2 separate regions of the Mus musculus genome follow, and region 1 is linked to region 2. The links are chromatin loops, found by intact Hi-C in ENCODE. Cell type or tissue: left cerebral cortex. All regions are shown on one strand. Each heading gives the region's core, and the rest is flanking DNA. Links, peaks and the distances in the headings are about the cores only.

What was found. Hi-C counts contacts between places; a loop is a spot of excess contacts. Peaks named below come from ENCODE experiments on the same cell type or tissue, not always from the same donor. Only the 100,000 strongest peaks of a DNase experiment are listed, where the experiment ranks them.
Region 1: it touches region 2 in a loop (7-fold over the local background); 2 of 42 quality-filtered maps call a loop at or near these places.

What each region holds. Positions count from the first base shown.
Region 1 is chr9:93,986,239-93,998,600 of GRCm38, forward strand. All of the region lies in intron 2 of Gm31847 (a long non-coding RNA gene), which reads right to left. Among named protein-coding and RNA genes, the nearest start is that of Gm39401, 12 kb to the left of the region's middle. In left cerebral cortex, for the core only: no CTCF peak of the experiment used is centred there; DNase peaks (open chromatin) are centred at 5,084, 6,193 and 6,812; H3K27ac peaks cover 1,849 bases.
Region 2 is chr9:94,272,629-94,284,990 of GRCm38, forward strand. Gm24200 (a small nuclear RNA gene) reads left to right here and starts at 11,868; the gene lies at 11,868-12,024. In left cerebral cortex, for the core only: no CTCF peak of the experiment used is centred there; a DNase peak (open chromatin) is centred at 6,419; H3K27ac peaks cover 351 bases.

The DNA of each region.
Region 1 (12,362 bases), core at 1,709-9,708, 290 kb before region 2:
TCTTTATGCAGATTGTGGCATCTCTGTAGTCCAAATCTTTGTTGTTCACTTCCTTTCTATACTGTTGTTTGGGACCCTCATTTTTTCCAAGATTTTGTTCTTCGTATGGCCTTTTGCCCATGTCCTGTTACCACATAAGACTTCTGAGCCCTTCCTCTTCCTGATGCAAATGTTTAGAGAGGAGAGATTTTGGAGGAACCTGCCAAAAACAACCATCCAGGATATCAAGAAAATGTCTTTCCTTGGTTAAACCTATCCTCCCTCTCTCAGGCCTCTGACTAAGATGGAGTATAGTTTTACCTTTCTAGAAATATCTTCATAGACAAGCTCACAGGTGTCTTACTGTGATGATTCTTAGTCAAATGACATTGACAATGAACACAGTAAATAATGTACTTTTGGAAGAAGGTTAAATGAACATATATGTAATATGTAAATAGATTTATATATTAGGATAATATAAAACTTCTTGTAAGCAAAAGCAGACAGAATACTTTGGTATTCACTAGGATCTGTTAATAGGACAGGGACTCTATACGATCACTTTTTACAAACAAATAGATTTGGGCAGGTTCTTTAATGTCTCCTTAAATTCTCTGTACTAGACAAATGCAGTTGACCACAATAGCCAATATTGTGATTCCTCAAAGTAGATGAAATTATTCATCCCAAGACCTATAGAGGATGATCAGCCAGAATGTATCCTATAGAGGATTGTCAGCAATACTACAAAGTAATGAAAAATGGCAGAAATTCAATATTAGAAGATAGAAAGGGAACACTGCTGATTTATTATTTTCCCAACAACCTTGTTTGTATTAATTATTCTCTGTTCAAGTTACTATGTAATAAGTCTAAAGTCCCTTGAAACACAGCTGCTAACTAACATCTAACCATCCTATTTTGGCATTAGGGCCACAAATGGTCTAATTTTAAACTCTCTTTTTGTCTTAATATATGTCCTCCACCGTTGAACCATCCTTAATGTAAAAAGTCAGACACGAGAGCAATGCCCTTGTGAATAATGTTTTTGAGAAGGGTGAGGAGTAGTTCTCTCTCCACATTTTATTTAAATTTTTCTGAGCAAGTAAGTTCATATATATCTTTTTAAATGCAGTGAATATTTAGTGATTTTTTTTCATATTTGTGAAACAAAATTTGATTATATAACCTACATATCTAAAGAAGTAATGTTGACTAATTGAGACAAAAACTTACTGGAGTTCACAGTGGAAAGAAGGTAAACAATTATTTGAAATTATGACATGATTAGTATTCAGTATCTCTGGAAAATTTGCTCTAAGATCCCTATCAATGCTGAAAAAACTCAGATTCTCAAGCCTCCAATGTAAAATTGCATATTTGCATATAACCTATGTATGCCTTCTGACATGTTCAACAACTGTATCTAGATGGCTTACAGCAACATGCATATTATGACTATGGAAACAGTTGTATACTACTTTGGAAATGATAGTGTGAATATTGTCTATACATGTTCTTAGAAATGTAATTTTTCCCAAATAATTTTGTCGGTCACTTTGCAGGACTCATGCATGAGAGACCTATGGATCCATATGGAAGGCTAGCTATATGGCATATGTGTGTGGAAGAAATGGCTTTAGTTGTCTCTACAGTAAAGGGAAAGACTTTATCCAAGGCTTATAGGAAGACGGTACTTATGGGTGAGGAAAATCTTGCCAAAGAAAATATTATTTGAGTCACAAAATAGAAGTTAGTAAGATGAAGAAGTTGTCCTAGTTTGTTTTATTTTGCTGTTATTAAATACCATGATGAAAATCAACTTAAGGAAGAAAACGTTTATTTTCCTTACATATCCCAATTTCAGCCCACCATTGAGGTAGGCAAATCAGGCACTGTAGCAGGGCAGGAACTTGGAGACAGGACCTGAAACATACAGCATGGATGAATACTTCTAACTGGCTTGTTTCCAAACTCACATTTACCTCCTCTTCTTAGGCTTCCCAGTACTACTTGCCCAGGTATGGTTCCACCCACATTGAGCTGGGTCCTCCCACATCAATCATTAGTCAAGAAAATGCCCTCCGGGTTTTCCCATAGGAACTTCTGATAAAGGTGTTTTCTCAAGTGAAGTTCCTTCTTCCCAGACAAGTTGGCAAAAACACTAACCAGCATAGAAAAGAAGGAAGAGCAAACAACAACAAATCAAGAGCTGTACCTTAGAGCCACCAACTATCTTTAGGTAAAGGAAATAATAAAGTAGTCTTGTGAGTTATGGGAAATTAAAGATGAATAACAGGTTTGTACAAAAAGCTTGGGAACTGATGGAAGAGAAGAATACTATCAGGGAAGCCTTGAGAATGTATTAAAGAGCTTGAAGCATGGTAATGGCACAATCAAATAGTCTAGTTTTAGAAAGATTATTCTTACTATAGTATTGAGAGTGACTAAATATAGGGATAACCATAGTTATAGTCTGGACAAAGTCTATTCACTTGTGCTAAGGGATAGTCTTGGGAGACATAAGAAATAGAATCAGTGACCCTTGGTGACTCATCCACAGCAAAGATCCATGCTGAAATGAGAGTCAGGTTGTGCTGAGTCTTCTTGTATGATTCCTAGATTCTGGCATGGTTATCTGTGTTGATGGTGTTGGAAACAGTGGCTATTAGGGTCAGTTTAGGCTTATAGAGCAAGATGCTGATGTGAAGAAGTAGCATAAGTCACCTAACATATGGCTGACACTAGAAATCCTGGGGTTATGAATTAGCATGGAATTGTTGAGACTGGATATTCAGGGAATCTCAAAGTAACAGTGAAATAATCTGTCATGGAACTCTCTTTGGCAGAGTGCTACTTTTGTATGGTTCCAAAAGTCTTGATGTTAAGGACTTTTGTTAGAGCCTATATGTGACAACCTCCATATAGACTGTATGGCAGTCTGTCTGTGTGTCTGTGACTACTTGCTTGTATTTCATGTGTACTGACATGTGTCTGGTTGCCTGCTGACATCTGCCTGCACAGTGGTCCTTGTAGTAGGCTGCCTCCAGAGTGAATAAATGTTTTATCAGTCTAGAACTACTTTAATTCTATTCAACCTTCTGACTTCCAATGAGTTTCATTTACTAACATGGGAGCATAGACCTCACAGATAGTAATACTGCTCTCTCCATATATGGCAAGCATAGGTTTCCCATATTGGACATTAAATTCAATTTTGCACAAGCTGATGTGAATGTAATAGCATATGTGCAAAAGAAATAATGACTACGTTTACAAACATACAGGCTTAAAGCCAGGCAAGATTTTGATCATGTGGGAAATATCAATATCTATTTTCTTGTTGATGCAACAGGAATTATTAAACACAGTAAGAGAACTAGAATGATACCTAAGCCTGTTATTTAAGAAACCAGTAATATCTTTGGCACCTAAAAAGATACTGTAAAGGAGCAACCATAACCACATGAAGAAATCCAGGTAAGAATGTTGCCCTGGAAAGTCTAAGAACACACAGTGATAAACTGTGTAAAACATTGCCAGTCGCCAAAGCTATGAACACTACACAGTATATTTATCAAAAAGGATGCTAGTGGCAAGTACTATGAGAAATCTGGGACGTCAGAAATGAAATCGGCAGGTATTATGTCTTTTACTAAATTTTTTCTGTGAAAAGGAGAGATAAAAATCAAACACGTAGAAAAAAGAAAATGAGATACAAGGAATATTACATTTCTGAAAAAGAAGAAACTCGATAAGTCTGATAGAGCGCATGCAGGGGAGAAAATAAACTTATAAATCTACAATTATAGGGAAAGGTAAGATCATCAATGTCCCTAACAAAATAAAATAAGATCCACAGATATAATGAAAAGATTGACTGGACCAGAACAACCCAGGGTTTACAGCTGGAACAAGACAGAGGGAAGAATGGGGAGAGGTGGAGAGGTGGAGTGGAGCTTGGGGCCTTAATGCCAGGAGCTGAGTGGTCCCAACCAGACAGTAATGGTGCTGGTAGATAACGGTGCACAAGGAGGAGAGGAGAGTGAATTCAGCGATGGCTGGAAAACATAAAAGACAAGAACAAGGGGTTTCCAAAATACTCAACAAAAACTTGGAAAACTGAGTTGGAAAGCAGAAGCAGGAGGTGTGGCCCCCAGCTGCTTTAATTTCATATTCCATTAAGTTCTCAAGGTCAGTGAAAGAAAGTACAGGCTCTGAGCATAAGGACTGGCTTGGTGGAACAGCACATGGGAGGTAGACAGTGGGTTTGAGGGAAAGAGCTCAGAAGGCAGTGTTTTGTGTGGTTCATTTTCCACACAGCTATGTTGGCTATAACTGTTGAAAGCATTGAATGTTGGGAGAGATGAGCAATACCCTGTAAGTGGCCAGGGATCAAGGAGTTGGAAAAAGGGTGTCAGCTGACTCTCAGGAACAGCAGGTCACTGATGGCACTTGAGAGAACACTTAGAGCACTGAACTGTGTCACCTTCTGCTATGTTTGTGAGGAGGTTCTCACCCAGTTGAGCGGGGGACTTTGTGTGTTTGTAGGAAATAGTGAGGCATCTAATGGCTGAAAGAATGTCTATGGAAAGAAATAGACAGAATCTGTGTGGTCCTGAAATTCATGGTCTGAGCTCCTGGGAGAAGCTGATTACCAGATGCATACTAATAGCAGAGTCCCAGAAGGAAGGTCATTTTGAAAAGATGGGTCGCTTTAACGATGCAAATAAAATTGTATTTTTATCTACAGCCTTGAGTTTTCAGTTTCAATCAGTTCAAATTAATCTACGCTAGTCTGCATGTATAATGGACTTAAACTGCTTGTGTTTAAACTCACAACAAAAGCATCGACTTTACATTAGGAAGCATGAAGCGAAGAAACACTGACACGGGGGATGTATGTTGAAAATGTTTCCACAGCCTATATAAACATTAACCTGACACCATTTTCCAGCCATTTGGAAAAAGCCAATTATTTCCTCCTCTTTCAAAAAAAAATTAAAAGTCCAATGTGGAGACTATTTTGAAATCTGCCTTTGCCTTTTCCAAACTAAGCTAAGTACTGCAAATAAAGCTGGATCTTTTCAGCTTTTTAAAGAATTTTGTCACTTTCCTCCTTGCTGCTGGATGTGCTAAAATGCAAGGCAGAATTCTTTTGTGCCTCTAAGGAAAACTCTGGTGCTAATCTCAGGAGAACTGTGAAATTTTTACATTTGCTCAGTGCGAGGTAAAGACTTTTACCCATTTCTTCATGCTCCTTTCCTTTCCTTTCCTTTCCTTCCCTTTCCTTTCCTTTCCTTTCCTTTCCTTTCCTTTCCTTTCCTTTCCTTTCCTTTCCTTTCCTTCCCTTCCCTTCCCTTCCCTTCCCTTCCCTTCCCTTCCCTTCCCTTCCCTTCCCTTCCCTTTCCTTTCCTTTCCTTCCCTTCCCTTCCCTTCCCTTCCCTTCCCTTCCCTTCCCTTCCCTTCCCTTCCCTTCCCTTCCCTTCCCTTCCCTTCCCTTCCCTTCCCTTCCCTTCCCTTCCCTTTCCTTTCCATTCTTTCCTCTTCTTTTTAAATTTCCTTCTTTCTTCCTTTCTTCCTTTCCTTCTTTCTTCCTTCCTTCCTTCCTTTCTTTCTTTTCTTTCTTTCTTTCTTTCTTTCTTTCTTTCTTTCTTCCTTTCTTTCTTTCTTTCTTCCTTTCTGGGTTTATCCCATGAAAACTCATTAACTGGAGTATCATGAGAATATGAGTTTTCACTTACAGCTTTTTTTTTTTTTTGGTTTATATTTTGCAAATTCTTAACATATAAACACTCTAATTCTGACTCCAACTGAACTTACTAAATGTTGAGAGTGTTGTCATGATACTGTTGCTTCAAGGCTTGACTCTACAGCAGAAAAACTGCCTTACAAATTCACAATTCCCTTTTCAGCCTGCAAAAAAAATGCATCCTCGTGGAAGATATGTATTTTCCTTCATTTTGGAAGTTAATGTCATGGTGTCGATATATAAATAGTATGAATTTTCTGCAGATTATATAAGGACTTCTTGGTGTTTCATATTAAAACGTTTTCCAGGCTTTCTAACTTCCAGAAATGTACCCAGTGAATTTCAGAATTGCTTGTAGAGAGTTGGCAGTATAGATTTGTCAGGAGCTATAAGCACTAATAAAAATAGAGCTGCTAAAGGCTGCCAGTCTCCAGAAGGCTTTGCCAATCACAAATATGGAGGAGTGTGGTAACATCACACTTTTCTGTGGCTCATACAGTTCGCACTTCAAGCTCTCACTTAAAGAAATGCCTCTCGCTTAAAAAGCTTTCCCAAAGGGTATGTTCTCCCAGCTCTTATTTCTCCCATCTCAAGAGCCAGAACCCTGACAAGATTCACTTGGTATTATTGTATAAACCAGCCAATTGACCCAAGTCACAAGTCAAAGCTAGATATTGTGTTACCAGAGAAAGCAGAAATAGTACAAGGATATTGTTGTGTTTGGTCTTCTCTGAACCTGATGACCAATACTTAGGAGGCATGACATCACTGAGAATGAGCCTAGAGCAAGAACAATGGTTTTATTCAAAGCAGCAAGGAGCACCGAAGTCTTTTAGAGCTTTTCATCCATCCTTCAATTTTCCTCCCCTCCACATTTGCTTGACTGGCCAACCTTTTCTCCTACTGGCAGAAACAGCTTGGGGTTTCTTTCTTCTTCAGGTGAACCTGTTCATCATATCTACTATTCTTCCTTTATACTTAACATACATTTACAGTCATGTATTCATTTACATTTATAGCCTTTCAGAGACTTTGTGAGTTTGAGCTTCACTTGCAACAGCCTCTATCTGGTAGGGTAGATGTTTCCCAGAACTTTTTAAGGAATGAAACACTCTAGTGCTTCAGCACTTGGACATCTTCTGTACTCAAGAATTAGTCTGTCCAAGCTCTCAGCCCACACCCAGGGAGGTATGCATTTAGCTACTGGTCAGCACGTGACCATGATGATGCCACCATTTTAGGGCAACTCTAGGGCCAGTGTATTTGGGAATGGCTCTGAATTGTCTTGCTGAAGCTGCATTCTACCAACTTTTCATAGGAACCAGAACCTGATTCTTTTTTTAGGTGGGGTTTGAATTTAGGAAGACATATAACTGGATTTTCATCATTAATTAATTTATTTTATTAATATAATTCACTTTGCATTAGTAAAATATTGAATTAATGCAATTCACTTTACCTTGGAATCACAGGTCCCTTCCTCCCCTCCCAGTCCCACTTTCACAACTCCCTTCCTCCTACTACCCACTCTGCTCCTCAGAGAAGGAGAGGTCCCCTATGGGTACCATCAAGGTGTAGCAGGACTAGGTACATCTTCTCCCACTGAGGCCCAACAAGGCAGTCCAGCTAGAAGGAGGGGATGAAATGGCAGGCAATAAACTCAGAGACAGCCCCTGCTCTAATTACTATGGAACCCACATGAAGACCAAGCTGCACATTTGCTTCAAATGTTTAGGGGGCCTAGGTCCAGGCTCTTTTGCTGGTTGTTCAGTCTCTGTGAGTTACAATGGGCCCAGCTTAGTTGACTCTGTAGTTGACCCTTGTGATGTCTTTGACCTCTCCATCTCCCTCAACCCTATCCCTACTCTTCCACAAGACTCCCTGAGCTCTACTTAGTGTTAAGATTTGGGTCTCTGCATCTGTTTCCATAAGCTGCTGGATTAAGCCTCTCGGGATGAAGCCTCCCTTAGTTATGCTAAGTTCCTATCTGCAAGCATGCCAGAGTATCATTAATAGTGTCAGGAGGTTGGCTCTTTTCCAGGGCATGGGTCTCATCTTGGACCATTCATTGGTTTGCCATTCCCTTTGTCTCTGATCTGTCTTCATCTTCATCTCAGATTCTATTTCCTGGGTAGCAATAAAGAGATTGATTAAACATTGATTTCTCAAATAATGGTTACAGATATTAAATGGAAATAGTATACCTCTCACTAAACAGATGATAAGATAGTGTACATTGATTGAATGGAAGGCTCTGGCAAGGGATGGTGAAGTGAGAAGCAAGCAACTCATTCAGTGCTGCAGAAAGCACAACAGTTAAATTAAGGAATTACCATATGTTTTCACCAACACTGGTTAGTTGACAAGTTACATTCTTCCTTCACTCTCAACCCCTGTCTAAGTTTATATTGTTTTTGTTTGTTTGTTTGTTTGTTTAGGTTTTACTGGTGAGGATCAAATCTAGGGACTTCTACATGCTAAGGAAGTACTACCAGTGAGTCATATTCCCAGCTAAGTATATTTTCTCAGTGTTACATTAGTCCCATGCTTAGATTCCCATTAATCATCTGAAATTAATATAGAAGACAATTTTCACTACTTCCTGTGAATATTTTAAGCACAATGAACCTTGGATAAAAGCATATAACAGTGAATATTATTAGCATCTTTTCTAATGTTGGTTCCAAAATATAATTAACAATACCATCAAGTAACAAATCATTAAGGTAATTAGTAGGTAAATTTGGCAATGGCTAGTCCATAGCTCTCATTTATAAGGTAAAACAGAAAGATAGAAGGCAATGGAAAGATTTTCAAAATATGTGCACTTGGAAATTTCCTGGTATCTTTTCTTATAGAGACTGTCTCAGATGAAGACACCCATAGAGCTAAGAGTCTAGCCAAGTCTAGCTCAATGAGTCAATTGGTTTATTAATGTTGTTTGTAGAAGCCCTGGTGGCACAAATGCTGTTCCATCATTACTTTATGTCCTGAGCAATTTATGGGCATGTATACTGGTGAAGAGTCCCTCCCATTGTATACCACATGCACAGCTTAGGAAGGCCTTGCCATTGAGCAGTGCCTTATGGAATAGAGGGGTAGATACATTATCAAAAAGTGGTCTCCCAAGTCACCATCAGTCAATTGTTTATCTCTTACATAATCTCAGTGAGCAAAGGGGACTTGTAAAATAGAATTTTTGGAAGGGTTAAGGCCTGTGAGACACATAAGAGGGAATGTTAATGGGCCTTATCTCATAAGGGATTGGACTGAATGCTTTTATGTGTCAACTTGACACAAGTTGAAGTCTTCAATGAGGAAAGAGCCTTGGTAGAGAAAATGCCTCCATGAGATCCAACTGTAAGGCATTCTTTCAATTAATGAACAGTGAGGGAGGGCCCAGGCCATAGTGGCTAGAGCTACCCCTGTGCTGGTAGTCCTTGGTTTTATAAGAAAGCAGGCTGAGCAAGCCAGTAAGCAGCTCCCTCCATGGCCTCTGCATCAGCTCCTACATCGAGATTCCAGCCCTACTTGAGTTCTTGTCCTGACTCTTGCAATGGTGAGGTATGATCTGGAATTGTAAGCTGAATAAACCCTTTCCTTCCCAACTTGCTTTTTGGTCATATTTTTTCCTCCCCAGGAATAAAAAACACAACTAAGACAAGAGTTATATGTAAAGGATTAATAATACTCCAGTTGTCTCTCCAGTTCCCTAATAGTCTTTAGGATCAGTCTCAACCATTTCCAATGAAATGATGCTCCAATGATGTACCACAGTGAGCAGGAAGCAATTCCTCTTTGGTTTCTTGCTTAGTAAATATTTGTCACTGGTGTTTTTTGGTTCTGTCAGGCAATAAAGAATAATACTTTATTTACTCACTGTGATCATATGTATCCATAAATACTTTACATGAACCACTTTAGTTTTATATTATTCTTATATTTCTATATGAATTTAAATTTTTCAGGTAATCTGAATGTTAAAATTACTTATCTGATTTTCCATGATGCCTTAAAAAAAAGACACAAAATTTTAATACTATGAAAAAATCCACTATAAAACATTAAAAAAATCATTTGATAGTATCTAAGTGATTTAAAGAAAATAGAATTTCAAAATACAAAAACAAAATACAAACTAAAGCTTATGAAACAGGGAGTCCATTTTCACCAAAGCTCAAATAATATGAGATAGAGAAAACTTATTGTCTCACTTCATCTCGGTCATTTCCAGTCATTTTACACAACTCAAGCAACAGGTGTTTCAGCAGTACCACTGAGACCATGACTCTACAATAAGCATGAAGGCCAGTTGGAACAGACGTTTGTTAGTTTTTCTCCTCAGTGTGATAAAACACCTGGAAAAATAACTTAAGGAAAAGATAACTTGTTTTGGCTCACAGTGTTAAAGGATACATTCTTTAACATGGCTAGAAAAATGCGGCAGCCAGAACTCCTCATTCCTATGAGGTTGTGGGAGCTTACTTATGTCAGAATAGTTAAGAAAATAGGGATAGGACCTGCAGTGGGACTAGGTTTTATATTTGTAAACCCTTTACTCCTTTCTGTACCCCAGCACCTCACTTCCTCCTGCTAGGTCCTACATCCTAAACTTTCTATAAACTCCCCATACAGCACCACCAGCTAGAAAACAAGTGTTCAAACTCATGAGCCTGTGGGAGATACTGTGCATCCGAACTGTAACAGAACATTTGCCAAAAAGTCTATTTTTTCGGACTCATTTATCCACACTGCTTAGAAGCTTCTTGGACAACACATATTTTAATAATGTTTTGGGACTTAAATTGTTCTATGAAAAGTTCGATCTCAATTTGGAATTATGTATTTTTTTTCCTGGTACAATTCTATTTGCATGCAAATTAGCATTCCCACAATACAACTGTATAGCTCATGCCTTAGAATTTTGACAAAGATATTCCTCCCATAGCCATGTAAGAGAACCCTCTTGCCCATTTACATGTGTCAAATATAAATAAGTTGTTCCTACAATATCACCTGTGTATCCCCAAACAAGTTGTGCAACTTCCCAGTGCCTCAGATTCTTCATACATTAAATGAAATAATGAAAAATACTTATATTATTTAGATGTTACAAAAGTTAGATCATATAATGCAAATCAATTATTTAAAAATACATAAAATAAGCCTAGAAAGATGACGCAGTCACCAAAAACATTTACTGCTTTGTAGAAGACCCCAGGATTTAGGTTCTAGCACCAACTTGGCAACTTATATCCATCTGAAACTGTAGCTTCAAGGGCTTTGACTCCTCATGTGACTTCTAAAGTCTTTTTTCAATATACAGAAGACATGTACACACACACTTTAAAATACTTATTAAATATGTTCAATAAATATTAATGATAATCATCATTAAAATAGTTTCATTCATTATTCTTTGACTTGTTTCTTTTCAAATGTGTCCAGACTTAAGGTACTATTAACAGCATCTTACAAAGTAGGGCATGGTTGGTGAATGCAAGGATGGCTTCCTAGGAAACCTTCTCAACAGTAAGAGTCAGTCCCTTCCCTGAGTCTCCTTTCCAGTACCACCTGGAACTCAACTTCTGGATGTTTTCTCTCCTCATTTCTAGCCTTGGGTTAAGCTCCTCAACAATTCCAAGGCAATAGCTTCAATTGTCAGAAGGAAATGATAATGGAAGCAACAAGTTCTTTCTGAGCATTTTCCTACTATATGCTTCCAGCTTGCACCTCTCATTTCTCATGTCCTTGCTCCTCCCTAACAGTTTGGTATTCACACTCCATGTTAGCATGAGATAAACAGAAGCAAGAGCCAGGGGGACATGTTTTGCTTCTTGGTGAGCCGAGAAGGTGACTGCTTTTCTCAATACTCTAGAAGTAGGATTGGCACACAAGACTCACAAAACAATAGTGAAAATCAAGGAAATTAAGGATAAGGAAAAGACTGAGTCTACTCAGGCATTCTTCCAGGCTCTCTGTTCTACTTCCACGTCACTAATATTCACTTCTCTCAGTTACTCAGCTCTAATCCCGTCTCTCATTCTCCCTAACTTCTGGAACTCTTTACCTGTGAGATACAGGGCAAAGAGATCCTTCATCCTGATAGAGGACTCTGTGCTGAACTCTAAAGTGTTGGTTTTCATTGAAGTATGAAAATTTAAAATTCTCAGAATTTTAAATATATAAACATTTTCCTTCATATATGTCTGAATATTAAGTTATATTAAGAGTTGTAATAGAATTAGACCACTTATTCAAACTCTGAAGCATATGTTAACCTAGGAATAAGGCTGATTTTATAGATAAGATCAGGGCAGAGGGAGGGTATAGGGAACTTTCGGGATAGCATTTGAAATGTATATAAAGAAAATATCTAATAAAAATAAATAAATAAATAAAATAAATAAATAAATAAATAAATAAAAAGATTGTCTTCATAGGGCTGGTGATTAAGTTTGGTGATGTAGCAGGTGCCTAGTATAATTAAGGGCCTGGGCTTAATAACTTCCCTGACAATGATAATACAAGAACTCTCTGCATACAATACACAGTATGTCATGATTATCCTTTAGGGTCCATCCAATAAATTGCATGATTTAAAAGCTGGTAGACTCATGATGATTTT
Region 2 (12,362 bases), core at 1,420-9,419:
CAATCATGATCAGGGAAGGAGATACAAAGGATCCCCTGTACCCGGTACTGGCTACCCCTTAGCTCCTATAAAAGGAAGTCCCTTCTGTGTAACAATTCCCTAACATCAGCCTGCAGATACACTTGCACGAATGAGGAGATATCTCAGGGAAACTGAAGTCTGAGCTCTTCTCTATCTCTGGAAGCACCATGGTCTATCATCAGAATCATAGGTGTCACCTCCATCTCTCTACTGAAACACCAAAAGCCTCCCATGGCTTTTTTCAATTGAAACCACTTCTGAGTACTTTTTTGAATAAATTTGTTTTCCTTTTTGGAAGGCTATTATCATTAAATAAATAAATAGGATCCAAATACATTTTATTGTACCTAGGCTATAATACAAAATGTCATTTTATATTTCCCTATAAGATTATGTAAAATAGCTATTCATCTTGATTTTATTCTCCCAAAGAAATTCCCATGCATGCACACAATTATACATATATGCACACATGGAAAGGACAAGGAAAGAGTCATTTCATCCCTGCATGTAAGTAACACTGTGTTTTAAGGGCTAGGGATCAGACTGAAAGGTCCAAGTCTGCTCATGGGGCACTTGACTCTGGGTGCACTCATTATCAAGTCCCTAGCCCCATCAGCACCTCCATTGAAAACTGTAATAAGCTGTCACTAGTCTACTAAAAATTCAACCCTTCAAGTTCTATTTTTAAATTAATATTCTTCTAATTTAATTGTCACTGACCTTTACTTCTTTAGAAATTTCCAGCAATTCTAAGGCAAACTCTTTAGGTGTCCCACCAAACTCACACACAGACATTACAAGAAACTTTGGACATTCCTTGGTTGTGTGCATTGGTGCTCTTCAAAGAAAGCAAAAGGAATGTTGACCAGCAATAAGTTTTTTCCTGTGGTCCAAGGGGTCAACCTACTGCATTTGTATTTTTCTACAATTTCACATATTTCTTACGACAGAATGTCTTTTTAAAGAAAAAAATTATTCATAAAGGGTTTCAGACAATATTAAATGAGATGAAAAATATTCATGGTGGATAGCTAAAGTACATAATACATCATATTTTTATCTCTTCAGACACTCCCTGCTCTCCCCCAAATTCATGTTTGCCCCCTTTCTCATTACTTGCACACATATTTGTGCTTATGTGTACATATATTGCCAAATATAACCTATTGAGTCCATATACTGTTAATTGTATTTATGTATTCAGGGTTGATCATTTGGCACTGGGAAACAGTTGGTGTTCTCCAACCTTCACTCAGTTGCCTGTAGTTTTCTGTGAAGGGTTGAGACCTCATGGACTATCTTGCAAGCAGTTTGGAATGTTCATCGTATCTTCCTTGTTCAACTCATGGGCAGTTATGTTAGGAAGACCTTACAGGTATAGGTTCTAATGTAACTAGGAGGCGCAACTACATCTCAAAGTACCTGATCCTCTGAATGGTACAATCATTCTGCCCCTGTTTACAATGTTTCCTGAGTCTTAGGGTGGGGCTGTTTTGTCATGATTCCACTGGGACTAGGCTCCAGAACTCTGCATTTGACTAGTTATGGTTTTCTGTATTGGCCTCTATCTGCTGCAAAGAGACGTTTCCTTGATGAGAGGTGAAGTCTATAGTTATCTGTGGATATTAGGACAAATGTTTGCTGGCTGTTATTGGAAGATATATTAGGTTAGTAAATTAGTGATTATTCTCTAGCTGATTTCACTAACACTGATTAGTTAACTAAATTTGTTAGGCATGGCATCCCCTGTTTCAAGTGGGTCTTAAGTCCAATTAGAGAATCATTGGTTACTGTCAAGGTATGTGTGCCACTACTGCAGCTGTAGGACTATTAAGTCATATTGGTCATTGATGTAGTTCATAGACATTATAACTGAGAGAGAATTTTGGTTTTCTCTCTTCTTTGGCTGTGTGAATGTCACCTTGAGACTTAGTCCTCAAAGAGTAGATATTCCAGTCAGTTCAAGTTCAGGGGCTTCTGGGCCCTGTTTCTGAAGAGCATGGCATCTTCACCAATACAAAGATACCTTTTGTCGCTTAGGGACATCCTAAGGCATCAGCTATAGGCTGTATATTTTGGCAGTCTTTTAGACGGTCCAGGCCAACAACTCAAAAAACAGAATCTCATGTTTGGTATTGAGGTTTTTTGGTAAGGTAGTCTTTATCTCTTGGAAGTACCTTTAGTTGAGATAAGAAAAGTTCATTAAAACTATAAAACTATATGTGGATATCTATATACTGATTTATATGTGTTTTACTTATTTTAAGTTAATAGTTAATAGAATAATTCTTTGTGGATTTTAAATCAGTCTATATCATTATTTTTCCAACCTACCTTCTTCTCTTCTATTTACCGACTCCTTCATCCATAAGGAGTCCCTGTTTTTCCACTTCTACCAGATCAATTTTATTCTGCTTTTCCTCTTAACCCTCCTCCCACCTTCTTCAGCATTAACCACCCTCTTCCCTAAGTGGCTTCCCCTTTCCCAGTTCCCTAATCAGATTACTTGCAACCTCTCTATTGTTCCTCAACTCCCCTATCTTGGCAATGTTTTATTTTCCTGGTTTCTATAGTTGCTCAGGCTATGTACTCACATCTGAATATTTGAACCAACAATTGGAACAAACAATAAGAGAGATTATGCACTGTTTGTCTTTCTGGGTCTAGATCACTCACTGTGATCTTTTTCAGTTTTATCCATTTACCTGCAAAGTTCAGGGTTTCATCTTTCTTTACTGCTGAATTAGTATTTCATGCTGTTTATGCACCACCTATGTTCATTTTTCACTTTTAGGACATTTAAGCTATTTCCATTTCATAGATATTGTGAGTAGAGCAGCAATGAATATGTCTGAACAAATATCTAAGAGTAGAATGCTCATCCCTTTGGATGTATGTCAAGTACTGATATGGCTGGGTCATATGGTGTGGGAACTAATGGGGGTATTGGGGAAAGAGGGAGAAGGGAGGAGCCCACATCCCACCAAAGTTCCTCTTATGCTCTGGGAAGGCAGACATGGGAGGGCTGCCAGATGCTTTCCACTCAGCCCCAGGTGGGCATCTAAGCCACTAACCCCACTCAACAGGGGTGAATAAGGAGCAGCCCCCAAAACCAGGGCCCCCGGGGTGTAACCCTAGGCCCCGGAGTTTCAGAAGAGACGGCAGAAAGAGAGGTTCTCACACAGGAGAGAGTCCTTAGTCTGGGCCTTGACTGGAGCACAGGAAGGCCTTCCATTGGGAGAAATGACTCATTAGGAGAAAGCCTATCCCATCATCCAAGCACAGCAGGCCTTGATGTACAGAGACAGTCTATGGTTTTAGAGCTTTATTGTAGAAAGGCAGGGAGAAAGAGAGAAGGTAAAAAGAGAGAGATCAGCCATGGCCAAGCAGAGAGAAGGGGGAAAGGAAAGAGAGAAGAAAGGCTAGAGCAAGAGGGAGAGAGAGTGAGAGGAGAGGATGTGGAGAGGAGAGGAGAGGAGAGGACAAGGAGAGGAGAACAAGGGAGCAAGCTCGAGCCAAGCAGCACCTCTTATGGTGGGCTGTTATCTTTACTGTTGCTAGGTAACTGGGAGGAGTTTAGCCTGAAGGTCAGAAGCTTGGGACATTGTCTACATGACTACTAGTCACACATCTTCTGTGGGGGGTGTGGGGGTGGTAACTTCGACAGGAGCCTTGAGTCCAGGAGACATGAGGGAACGCCTACCATGCCATGTAGGTGAATTATCACCACTCTGGGGTTCAGACCTCAGCTCAATTGGAGACCAGACTGTCTGTACATACGGCAATGCCCAACAATATGGTAGATTTATTTTAGGGTTTTTTTTTTGATAATTCTCTACACTGATTTCCATTGTGGCTGTAACAGTTTGCAATCCCACTAACAGTGAATAAGAGTTACCTTTTTCCCACATCCCCACCAGCATTTGTTGTTGGTTGGTCAACTGATCTTTGCCATCCTAAGTGGGGTGAGATAAAATCTCAAAGTTGTTTTGATTTGCATTTCCTCTAATTGCTAGGGATGCTAAATAGATAGATAGGTAGATGGATAGATAGATAGATAGATAGATAGATAGATAGATAGATAGATAGATGATTGATTGATAGATAGATAGTAAGATGGATAGATAGTAAGATAGATAGATAGATAGATAGATAGATAGATAGATAGATAGATAGATAGATAGATAGAGATAGAGAGATAGGAAGAGAGATAGAGATGGAGATACAGATGTGAAACTCATTCTCTCTTCTTTCTCCTCTTCCTCCTCCTCTTTCTCCTCTTCCTCCTCCGTCTTTTCAGGTCTTTGGTCATTTTTAAAAGTGGGTCTTTTTTATCCTTTGTGTTGAATTCTTGTATACTCTGAAAACTAACGCTCTGTAAGTTCTGATAATCCCCATCTGAAATACTTAAGTAAAAGTTAAAGTGAACTACCTAAGCACAGTACATCAGCTAGATGGGGTATAACAAATTCATTGGGTTATTCAACAGAATTTGTGCAAAATTAAAGTGCCAAGTGCAGAGGAATTCTGTGGAGTCTGAAGAGGAAGAAAGAAAATTGTGTCCAACAGTAAGATTGGATGCCATAGCCATCTGGATGAAGCTGGTGGGGTGAGCGGAGGTTAGGAATGTTCAAACAGCATTTGGAGCCGTGATGAAATAATTGCTCTTGAATAATTTTCAAAACACAAATAAAGAGCTTCTCATGAGTCCTGGGAGGGTGATTATCTGAAGGTGGAATATTCCTGGCAGAGTACAATGTGGACTAAAGCTAAGCAAGCAAACAAACAGAAAGCAAAATCAAATTCCGCAAACTCATAATCTCAAAATACACAGAAAAGGGGAGAGAGAAGGTGATACATTCAAATCTCTCAAAATCCTCTGAAATACTGAGACACAAAAAAAGAGCTTCTGGACGTTTTCTACTGTTTCTTTCAGACACTTCCAAAGATTTCACTCATGTCCAAATGACCATGGTCACCCCAGCAGTCTGGAAGTTTTAGACCATGAAAGCACCTAGGAACTGTGTGAAGAAACAAGAGGAACAGCTACTGTAAGCAAGCAGATAGTTATGTCCAGTTTCCCTTAAAATCAGCACCTGGAAATAGCTTCCAAGCCTAATGGATTATTACCATATTATTAATAAGAGCAATATGTAACAAAGGCTATTTCAAAAATACCATTCAGTCTTGAAGAATGTTTTACTGGGTAAATATGTTACAAAAATGAATGACCTAAGTAACCTTATGTGTAGCTCTGTACTTATTAATATATATTCAAATCTATTCTGACTATTTCTGATTGCTTATTGGCTAGTGGACAGTAATATTATCTGAAAAAGTTTTATATGTTATATATGAAAAGGATGCATATACTTTTTTAAAAACTCCATAGATATCCTAAAAAGGAAACATGTCTACTTCGTCAACTTAGCTCAGGTTGTCTATCAAAGACCTATACACTAAATGGCTGAAGCCAACAGTCATTTACTTCTCAAGTTCTAGAGGCTGGAAGTGCAGGAGCAAGGAGCCAATCTTCTTAGGCTAGGTTCTGGTTAAAAAAAAAAAGAAAGAAAAACACTCTTGGTGACATAGAAATAGCTGCCTCTTCAACTTCTTCACTTCAACTTCTTCACATAGTGTCAAGAATGAGCTCTTGTCTCTTCCAAACTCTCATAAAGATCTAGAGCCATCTAGAGAGCATCACCTTCAAGACCATATTGAACTGTGACTACTACCCACAGCTCACATACCCCATAAACCAAAACCATTACATGAATTAAGCTGTAGGGCTTCAACACAAATGTCTGAAGGAAATGGAGCGAAAGATTTAATCAATTTATATGACATTTAGATATAGATTTGGACTTTTTAACAAAAAAACTGAAACAGGAATATTCTGTAAACATACATCAAAAGTAAGAAAAGTGTTTTAACTTTAAAAGTAGGCCATGAGGCATCTTTCTGAGTCCTGAAAACCATATAAGAAATGTCTACAATTCCTGACAGCACTGGATAGAATGAGAAGAAAAGGAGAGCCGAGTTGCCATTTGGGTCTGCACTTAAGGACACATAGCAAAACACAAAGTTACTCAATTATACACATTTCAGAGAAGCAGAAGCGGAGGATACCTCTTAAGGAGAAAATGACCATCTCTTGCTGCATAATATAGGGAACTATTAGCATGAAGAAATGCCTGCCTCCGTCGTGATGAAATCCTGATGAAATACTGCATCTCAGGACAGCTCACTCTCCAGAACAATGTGAAATGGACCTGTGTGCAGAGGCTCTGTGTAGGTACCTCTGCCCTCTTTAGCTGCTTGTTGAAAAGCCTTAGCACAGACCTGTGATTCACTGGAATGGCTGTGCAAGTTGCCAGAATAACCTCTGAGAAGCAGATGGTTGAGAAGGCTTCTGTCCAGATGCCAGAACCCCATATGCTTGCCAATCTGTGTTTCCAGCATGCACCATTATACTTAAAATCATATTTTTCCTTTTGCTGCCATGTTCACTCTAGCATAATTAACAAGGTTCTAATATTTTTCCTTCCAGAAAACAAGAGATGCCTCAGTCTGTTTGCCTTGTTGTTACAAAAGAGTAAGAGAAAAGTAAGAGCAAGATGCCCCAGACCTCCAAGCTAACCAGCAGCTTGACTATTTTTGGGTTATCTTTGTAAAGCATTTTTGTACATTTTTATTTTGACTGTGCCATTATCCCCTCTGGGCTTTCCAAGCTCCTTAGCACAGGGAGGAACACTTCCTGACTCCTTTAGGAGTCTACCAGTAAACAGAACAAAATTGTCAGCAAAAAAAGGAACTCATTTTAGACATTTCATTTCCAAGGGCCAGAAAAGTGTATGATAAAGTTGTATATTCTCTACTTGGAAACAATGGTTAGGCTTCTTAAGCCAACAGTATTCCAGCTCCAAGACAATGAAAAGTTTGGGGCCATGTCAAAGGCTGAACTTCTACTGTATGTTAACAGTATATGTGTCTTCAGTGATCAGCACCCATATCATTGGGAAAACAAATTATTTCCCAAGACCAAAATGACTGACTGCTTTGCAGCTCAGAGACACTATTGCTTAGAAATAAGCCCTCATAAGGGTTACATTTCCTATTGAATTATTTACTTGCTGCAGGTCCAGGGTGCTCACCTGCTCTGAGCTCTAACACTATTGGATGTTGCAGAGTAACCTCTGGGTTATGGGATGTTGCCCAAAAGTTCACAATTCTTCATAAATACACAATACACCAGCATAAGATTCTGATGTGGCCAATCATTATAAAAAAATTGTCACACTCCTCCTATAATCTAAGTAATTTGAGAATTACATCTATGTGTCACAGTTGAAGTAAAGTACCCATAAAGATTCAACCACTCAACAAAGAAGAAATTAATGTTGTTTTCTGTGAATATTTTTGAAGTTGTAGAGTGATATGTTGACTGTATTACTAAATCTGAAATAGCATGGTGGGTTTTCTGGTTTGATATGGGAAGGCAGGATATTTAAAAAGAAGAATATTACATTGAGATATGTGAGTTTCATTCTGCAATTCAAAGCTAAGCATTATGACACTTTAATCACCATTTAATCATCAAGTCTGGGAAATAATGATTCCAGTCAAAATAACTTTTAAAAGTGTTCCTCCCATTCATTAATTCTTTCTTTCTTTTTTCTTTTTTGTCTTTTTCTTTTTTTGTCTGTATCTATGTCAAGAATTAAGCAGGGAGAGAAGAAAAGAAAAAAATTATGCTTAGCCAAAATGGGGCAGATTTAGAGATTTTTCTTATTTGAGTAGATAACATTTTTGAGAGAGTCTGCTCATTGGGCAATATTTAAAGGTGTTTAGTGTGGAGAGCAGTGTTTGTCTCAGTCTAACACAAAGTCAATGTTAGGGATGAAAATTAATGACAAAGAGGGAATACATCACTTCTGCCCACATGCGTGTCCTGCCTCCCACTCTCAAGTTTACACTAAACTTGGTTTCTTAAAAGCAAATAAATTAAGCCAGGTGTGGTAGCACATGCCTTTAATCCCAGCACTCAGGAGGCAGAGGCAGGAGAATTTCTGAGCTCGAGGCCAGCCTGGTCTACAAAGTGAGTTCCAGGACAGCCAGGGCTATATATACAGAGAAACCCTGTCTCGAAAAAATCCAAAAAAAAAAAAAAAAAAAAAAAGGAAATAAATTTGGAAACAATTTCTTTGCTAAAAAAATTGAAGCTGAAATTTGGTCAATCTGAGATGTAAACACTTTAGTCCTTGAGCGCTTTGTCCCTTGGCATTTCTTCTTCCCATGAAAGAGATATAAAAGTTGGAAAAACAGATGGTTTAAAAAAAGAAAATGAAAAGAAAATGAAAGAAGGAAACATTTACTTTGAAGAGTTAGTATTAAAGAGACAACCTCGATAACTGAAAGTTGAGATTGCCTGAAAGTGAAGTTTCTGCAAAACAAATAAAAGGATCAGCAAAGAGAACAGGCAGCCGACAGAGTAGAGAAAAGCTTTGCCAACTATACTGCCTTCAGGAAGAACTCTAGATGCAAGACACGGTAAAAGCAAATTGTCCATTATCAATGTATGTGCTATTTAATTAAGTAGATAGTACTCCCAAAAAGAAATAGATATGGATAATAAATATTTGGAAAATAATTGAACAACATTATGGAAATACAAACTGATTTTGGATTCTGTCTGAGCCTAGTCAGAATAGCTATCATCACCAAAAGAACAAATAAGAAGAGACCTATATCAGGCTCCTGTCAGCAAGTACTAATTCAATCCATCTTAGAAGGGGGGAACAAAACACCCATAGAAGGAGTTACAGAGACAAAGTGTGGAGTAGAGACTGAAGAAATGACCTTCCAGAGATTGACTCAGCTGGGGATCCATCCCATTTACAATCACCAAACCCAGACACTATTGTGAATGCCAACAAGTGCTTGCTGATAGGAGCCTGATATAGCTGTCTCCTGAGAGGCTTTGCCAGTGCCTGACAAATACATAGATGAAAGCTCACAGTCATCCATTGAACTGAGCCCAGGGTCCCCAGTGGAGGAGAAAGGACCAAAGGAGCTGAAGGGGTTTGTAGCCCCATAGGAGGAACAACAATATGAACTAACCAGAACCCCCAAGAGCTCCCAGGGACTCAACCACCAACCAAAGAGTACACATGGTGGGACTCATGGCTCCAGCTGCATATGTAGCAGAGGATGGCCTAGTCGGTCATCAATGGGAGGAGAGGACCTTGGTCCTGTGAAGGCTCTATGCCCCAGGGTTGGGGAGCAAGTGAATGGGGGAGGAGATAGGGGATTTTCAGAGGGAAACTGGGAAAAGGGATAACATTTAAAATGTAAGTAAATAAAATATCTAATAAAAATAATAATACTTCTACAGACCCAAAGAATAAGCTAGCACACCACCAAGATCCTTGCACATCCAAATAGCTATTACCATACTATTCACACTATGCAAGGCATGGAATTGGAATTAGCCTAGATGGCCATCAAAGTATGAGTCAATAAAAGAAAATCCATAGTAGAATTTAATGTCGCTGTAAAGAAGAATAAAGATATGACATTTATAAGAAAATGGATGGAAATGATGATCATTATATTAAATGAAATGAATTAGACTATGAAAAGGGAAATATCAGGTTTCCTATCATATGTGGAGTCTAGACTATAAACAAAGAGATCTTTGTGAGGAAGTGATAGTGCTAAAGCAAGGAGCAGGGAGAACAAGAGAGGATCATAGAATATATAGAGCATGAAAGCAGAATTGGGGGTGTCTTAGGGGAAGGAAAAGGACCAGCAACGGCTGAGGATGGGGAGAACAGTGGGAGTTAAAGGACAAAGAAAGTGATGCAACAAAACCCATTTCTTTGTTTACTAACCGAAATAATTATTTAGAAGGTTTTTCAGTAGATTTCAGGTAGATATTTTAGCAACATGCACTAGTTTGCCCTTCCTCATGACCATAATGAAAAGAAAGAAAGAGAGGGGGGGGGAGGAAGGAAGGAAGGAAGGAAGGAAGGAAGGAAGGAAGGAAGGAAGGAAGGAAGGAAGGAAGAGAAAGAAAGAAAGAAGCCTCTTTAAGATAACTATGAAAACTAAAGTTATTTTCCTGAATTCCCAATAATACAAAGTACGGTTATAATTTGTAATAGGTTAAGTGGTATTTAAATTTGCATTGAAAGGACTTTAATGTGTAGCAGTTTTGAACAGTAATTGATTGACAGAACTTGGACGAACAAGGACTTTCAAGACCTCTGTAATCATGTGACGGTTTTGTGTCCAATTTCACACTCAATAGGCCATACGTTAGGATACTTTTTGGTGCTTGTGAAAATAATTCAGTATCACCAAAACAGGCAAGGAAAGTACAACTTTGGTATACGTATTTGTTTATAATACACTGTATTTAGAAAGATCAGATTAAGTCATTGAAATTTGAAGGAATTACTCAACATATTATTTGATTTTATTTGGTCTCATTTTTAAAGTTAATGCTCAATATTCTCTTTCTTAAATACAAAAGCGTAGGTCTTGATGTGCCTTGTCCTATGTAATTTTGCGTTAGTTACTCTGATGATAAGCATGAGCATGTCCTCCAAGGGCTCTGACAATTTGAAATCTTAGCCTTCAATTGGTGTCAGGTTTTGACATGTTTAGGAGGTATACTCTGTTTGGAAGAGATATGTTATTGGAGGTAATGTTTAAGAGTGTAAAGATTCATTGCCTTCTTTTTGATTTTGTTCTTCCTCTTTCTTGCTTGTGTTGGACAATGTTATTATTTAATTGGTGATACCTCTGCTCTGTTGTCATGAACTGTTGTTATCTGGAACTTTAAACCCCGCCCTCACCCCTACCCCCCCAAAAAAAACTCTTCCTTGTATAAAAAAAGAGAAAGAAAGAAAACAATAAACAAAGACAATCCTTCAATGAATATTTGGAGTCTTGCTGTTTTCACATCCCTTTCCAAACAATAAAATATGTATATACAAGTCAGTGCAGGGTCACTCTAGAGTATACCCAGAGCCATGTTATGTCCCATCTCACTGAGAGCAGACACTCAGACCCTGGAGAGGAGATTGGGTATTTCCCTTGTAGAAAGCCTGATATTAATCATGGTTTCTAGTATGTAAATGAATAATCAAATGCAGACATGAGGGAGTGAGAAAAAGAGAAAGTGTGAACTTTTGTGTGTGCTTGCAGCAGCCCACAGCAAGGACCCATGGACCACTCCGCAGCCATTTGGTGAACATCTGCTCCTACAATGCAGCTGCTGAGCAGAGTATCACAGATATGTGGGTTGTACTCTTTGACAATCAATTTGCAGTTTTGATTAAGTGAAAGACCAATTCAAAAATATGTATGTGTTCTTTAGAAAATGGGGCGCTAGTGTCGAGGATATAGAAAAGCAATAAAGCATTTGTCTGGCATGAATGAGGCACAGGTTCAATCCCTATCACAATGAAAGTGGAAAATGAAAAGGAACACAAACACATAGCTAAGTCAATACTCAAAACAAACAAACTAGTCATACCTAGCTGCAGATATACACAAGATTCATATTTTTAACTTCTGTCTCAGAAAGTAAAACACTTCAGTACTAAAGTATTTGATAAGAGTGTAGAATTGCTCAAGATATCTGGTGTTTTCAGGATTCCCTATCAATATTTTTGGCAATTCTCCCAGTAAAGCTAGTGATACGTTATCTTTACTGACTGCAAGAAACTTGTATTAAACCCTTGGAGATATTCCTTCAACTTCAACACTTGTCAAAAATTGAATATAATCTGAACTGCAGAAAAATAGGTGTTTAATTGATGATTCACTATAAAATACTTACCTGGCAGGGGAGATACCATGATCATGAATGTGGGTCACTCAGGGTGAGGCTTATCCACTGCGTTCTAGATATGCTGACCACTGACATGTCCCAGATGTAGGAAACACAACTGCATAATTTGTGGCAAAGAGTGATTATATGAACACTCTCCCCTGTTAAAAAATAATCCATCACAAAATTGTTTCTTCATAGATAATAGCTATAGACATCTAATTAGACTATAGATCGGTAGTCATACATGGATCATATACATTGCTGAAACTCCATATCTTAGACGGATGTTATAAATGATTATTGATATATGTACATAATATGTCCACCGTGAAAGTAACTTCAAATACATCTCATTGTGACTTCACAAAATGCTCCTGCATGCTTCAGATGGGCTCAAAGACAGCAATTCAGAAATTGTAATAAAATTGAGAGCGAAAGTGTGGTATTTTGTTTGCTTGTTTTTTGAGACATGGTTTCACTATATGGCTCTAGC